2 separate regions of the Mus musculus genome follow, and region 1 is linked to region 2. Evidence: chromatin loops called from intact Hi-C (ENCODE). Cell type or tissue: left cerebral cortex. All regions are shown on one strand.

Region 1 (2,500 bases), 250 kb after region 2:
AGTAAAGAAAGACTGAGCACAGGTGAATTGGCTTGATCTCTCCTCTCCTGTACTTCTATACCAACTTGGTATTTTAAACTAAGAGCTATTCTGATCTTTTTTCCCCCTCTTGCATGTGTGTTCCACGCACTAGCTAATTTTTAAAAACATGTACTAAGGTAATGATATCTAGGTACAGAGATTTTTTCTTTTTTTTTTTAACTGGGTATTTATTTCATTTACATTGTTACAGAGATTTTTACATACCAGTGAAATGGGCAACTATTTGGGGTTGGCGGTTAATCTTCTAGCGTTTCCAGCACCATAGTGCCTTACAACTGCCTGTAACTCCAGTCCCAGGGGAGCCTGCCAACCTGTGTCTGCCTCTCCCTTGAGGTAGCCAGGCCTGTTGAACACCGGGCTGGACTGGAGGGAGGCAGGCATAGCTGGGTGTGAGTGGGTGCAGTGCGGGATCTTGGTTGGTGAATAGAGTGTGGGTGATAAACATACCCAGGAACAGCTTTGGATGGCTGGTTAATTTATTGGGGGAGGGAGAAGAAAGTGGTATTTATGCCCTTGGGATGTGGCTACGGTCTCTGGGGCAGGGTTTGTGGGGCCGTGTATCATTGGCCAGGACAAGGGTGTTTGAAGATGTTTCATCTACACACTCAGGGTCTGTAGAGTGTGTGAGTGGGCAACCTTATAAGATCAGACAAGGAGTAGAGCCTGATAACTGTCAGGGTGATACGTTCTTACTAGGGTTAATGGTTGGGGAGCCAGCCTTATAGCACCATGTTGCATGCCTGGAGTGGAGGGGAGCCAATACCTGTTATCCCCATGTTTGAGATGTCTGGGGTTGAAGCTCCCTCCACTATCCTCTTCTGGCCTCCACAGGCACTGCATGCATGTGGCACACAGATACACATTCAGGGAAACACACACACACACACACACACACACACACACACACACACACATGAAAATCTCAAAGAATTAAAAAAATTTAAGGCAATGTAGAATTCTCATTTTGGTTTTAGTGTGGTTTTATACGTCTGTGAATTCACATTGTATAAGTATGAGAGTTAAGTATATACTATCTATTCTTAATACTAGGTAGGTTGGGGATGTTAGTACATGAGTGACTTTAAATCAATTGTCATCTCTACTATACCAAAACTTCATGGATTTCGGAGTTGGGAAATAGTCCTCAGAGTAGGAAAGGTCCTTAACACAGGCTAGCAGGGCCTGGGGAACCCCCAGAAATAAAGCACATACATGACTTACTATGTGTTCATCACACCGAGAGAAAGCATTGTTAAAGGCTTCTTTATCATTTGCATAAGCCCTAGGCCTGAGAAAATGAATGGTCTTCGCTCTTTTACTCGGCTGTGTCTTTCCTATGTCACTGCGGCTGACTGAACATGCTACATGACTCCCCACTTGCTGTCTGTCAAGTCAGAATGAATTAATTCCTATCCTCCAAAAAGGTGATAGGTAGACAGGATGAAGCCGATGTATTTTCTGCCCCCTTTCCTTCCAGAGAGCGTCCGTGTGATTCAGCCTTCAGGTTTTGGAGAATTCCCCGCAGAGCTGCTCTGTTTCTTTGAGTCATGGAAATTTTTTTTCTGAGGCTGTGTGTGTTTCTTCCTTTGCAGATCTTTAGTATTCTGTTCTCAATGTTTCCTGTAAATTGCTATTCCTGTTTGCTCCCAAAAGCCAATAAACTTTTAAATCAAGAGTAGATGGAAACAGTAAATATTTCACTTCTGCCAATCAACATGTAGATGGAAGATGAAGTGAGCAGGTGAACAACCAAAATGACACAAATCACTTCCCAGGTAGATTAGGAATGCAACAGGGGCCACGGGAAATGGAAGACCATGCTAGATGACTGCCACAGGAATGTCTCCCAGTGGCAACAAATATTTCTATTAAGTAAAAGGAAAGGGAAGTGGCGTGATTTTACTCCTTAAGAGGAAGGTCTGAGAGCTAGGACGACACGGGAGGGCTGTTTATGCTGCTCCCTTCTGACCCATGTGAGCAGCAGTTAACACATATGGCCACTGCAGCATCCAGGCTCAGGTGGCATTTAGAAGCTGGGTGCAATGAACCTTCTATAACATGAATGCATTGCCTAGAGTCCTCTGGTAAATTTTGCATAGCAGGGTCATAACCAGGTATCGCTTAGAAAGAAGATCCATCCCACCCAATCTAATTGGCTTCTGAAATAAAGAGATACTGAGACCAAGCATCTAGAAAGCATAAGAAGTAGAGGGCCACTGGGCTTCCCTGAAATAATAGTGACCTTAGGAAAAGTCACATAGCTTCTCACCATGAACAAAGGTCATGGAACTATGACTTATTCATCAACAAATGCTCTGAGTTGAGTCTGCATTCCTAAAAACTCTGAAAAGGCACATTTTACACAAAGGCAAAACACGGACATTCTAAATAATATTTTCTGTTGTTTGGCTGTATTTTGAGTGCATCTCACAGGGGTTCATTGTTGACATTTATTCCA
Region 2 (2,500 bases):
CAGTTCTAATATTTATTTTTAAATTAAACTTATGTTGTTATTTTAAGTGTATGAATATTTTGTTTGCATGTTTGTATGTGTACCACATGTATGCTTGGTGCCTGAGGAGACCAGAAGAGGGCATCAGATCCCCTGGGACTGGTGTCACAGATGTTTGTGAGCCACCATGTGGGGGCTAAAACCAGAATCCTCTGCAACAGCAGCAGATGCTCTTAACTGCTGAGCCAACTCTCCAGCTCCCTGTCCCAATATATATATATTTTTTAACTCAAAAGAGAAAATTTTATTTTCCTCTTACTAGAGAAAATTTGATCGAAGTGTTTCATGATAATCATAGCAAGTGCATAGCGAGAGAGAATTGCAGCGATTCGGAACATGTTCCAGGGCAGATCTCACTGTGTATGAGCCGTGCCATACACAGTGTGCCATTGGGCAGCACAAACCTTTGAGTCCCCTGTTCCCTATGGAGATTAGTGGTCCCATCTCCTGATTGATTGTGAGGCCCCAATAAGGAAATAATCTGTAGATCATGTTATTGTGGACTAGAGCCTTGCGCACACCCATGTCTTTTTTTTTTAAGTTTAAAAAAAATTTATTATAGTATGTGATATAGTATGTAGCTGCCTTCAGACACACCAGAAGAGGGTGTCAGATCTCATTACGAATGGCTGTGAGCCACCATGTGGTTGTTGGGATTTGCACTCAGGACCTTCCAAAGAGCAGTTGGTGTTCTTAACCACTGAGCCATCTCACCAGTCCACACCCATGTCTTTCAACCCAACCTGAGACATTAAAAAAAAATGTCATTCCAGCATTACTGAGATGTAGTTCACATACTGTGCCATCTACCTATTGACCAGCACAATGGTGCTTTCTTGACATTCTCAGATATCAAAGGTTTTCACCTGGCGTCATCCTGACAGCAAGTTGCGTCCCGACTTACTAACATGTGAAACAAACATAAAAACCTTTGCAATAGAGCATTTGACTAAGGCTGCCCTTGTGTGCTGTGCTGTGGTGTTTTGTTGTATAGTGCGTCTTCTTGGAGAAGGGATGAGTTGTATGCCAGGCTCTTTCCTTCACTAAATGCCCTGAGCGCGGGGTTGGGTGGTGGAAGCCACACCTTTCTCAACAAGAGAAGAAAGCCCAGGAGGTGCAGGAAAGCCAAAGTGAACAGGGCGCTGTTTTCCCGCAGTGTATAGGGTAAACCTTCCCGGGTCAAGATGTCATGCCCAAAGAGAGACAGACACTGGGAATTTCCTAGCCTCTCAGGCACCTACGTGTTTTGCCAGCAGGTGGCAGTGTGGTTCTTTGGAGTGAGCAGAGACTCCCGGCAGGTCTGGAAAGAGGTGAATTACAGAAACTCTGTGGGACCCTAGGAGGACCCCAGGAGATCTCTTCTGACACAGGGACTGTCACATGGCTGCCACTCAATGTCCCTTGAAAGCTCAGTGTACGCAGTCCGAGATTGTAGGCAGGAGGAGAGGAGAGCTCACTTAACAACCTGGACTGGAGCGCTGGCTCAGGTGAGCCTCGCGCGTAGTATGATGGGAACAGAGATCACACTGGGCTGGTCTCAGTGCGTGTCAGCTGTGGTACATGGCTTATGGTGTAAACTGTCCCTGGGCAGCGACTGTAGAACCTCTCTAGTATGCCCTGGCTGGGTCTTGGTGCTTTCTCACACTGACACTTCATTTGACTTGGATTTGCCCCAGTAACGGATGAATCTGTTTAGCGGGGAGGACAGACCATCTTTGGCTCTGGGTGTGGCCGTCACCATGATGGAAAGTCGGACAACGTTGCTTCCTGCCCCCTTTTATTGTCACCATCAACAATATCATCTTTCTGCTTTCCCCTGAGACTAATGGGACACCCGGGGTGGCCTCCATTCCCTGCAACGGAAGAAGAGAGTGTTTTCTGTCTTACCATCTCCCCTTTACATAAAGCTATGCAGGTGCCTTTGGGACCCAGGAGAGGGTGTTGGGTCTCTTGGAGATGGAGATACAGGGAGCTGGGAGCTGTGAGCTGCCTGATATGTGTGCTGGGAACTGAACTCTGGACTTCTGCAAGAGCAGCAAGGGCTCTTAATCACTGAGGTACTTCCCCAGAGCCCACCCCCAGTCCGTTTCTGTATTTTTGCTGTGTGCTTTTCCCTCGGCAGCCTTGGGTTTAAACCCCACAAAATCATAATTCTTTGTTGAGACCTCAGCCACCCAGTGGGTTGCCTTCGTTCTATGATCAGCCACTGTCTTTAATCTTGGCCTTGCTGCCATGACATCCTGGCTCTGCTCACCCCATGCCCACCTCTTTAGTGCCCAAAGAGTTTCCTTGGCTCTCGTATCTATCTTTAGAACTGTTCCCACCTAGGCCCCAGGACCATGCCCAGCCTTCATCAAGCTGATCCTGAGTTGTCTCCGCCACTCTGGTCCTCCTGGTGTGGTGCCCGTTCTAAGAAAGAACATTTAGACATCTGAATTCTTTCTTGTCCAAGGTCAGCTTT

Evidence for each region. Peaks named below come from ENCODE experiments on the same cell type or tissue, not always from the same donor. Only the 100,000 strongest peaks of a DNase experiment are listed, where the experiment ranks them.
Region 1: it touches region 2 in a loop (3-fold over the local background); 3 of 42 quality-filtered maps call a loop at or near these places.

What each region holds. Positions count from the first base shown.
Region 1 is chr19:52,727,777-52,730,276 of GRCm38, reverse strand. No RefSeq gene overlaps it. Among named protein-coding and RNA genes, the nearest start is that of AA387883, 190 kb to the left of the region's middle. In left cerebral cortex, no CTCF peak of the experiment used is centred here; a DNase peak (open chromatin) is centred at 1,532.
Region 2 is chr19:52,974,809-52,977,308 of GRCm38, reverse strand. It overlaps a transcript of Xpnpep1 not described here. Among named protein-coding and RNA genes, the nearest start is that of Gm41861, 29 kb to the right of the region's middle. In left cerebral cortex, CTCF peaks have their summits at 102 (motif pointing right) and 1,280 (motif pointing right); a DNase peak (open chromatin) is centred at 1,294.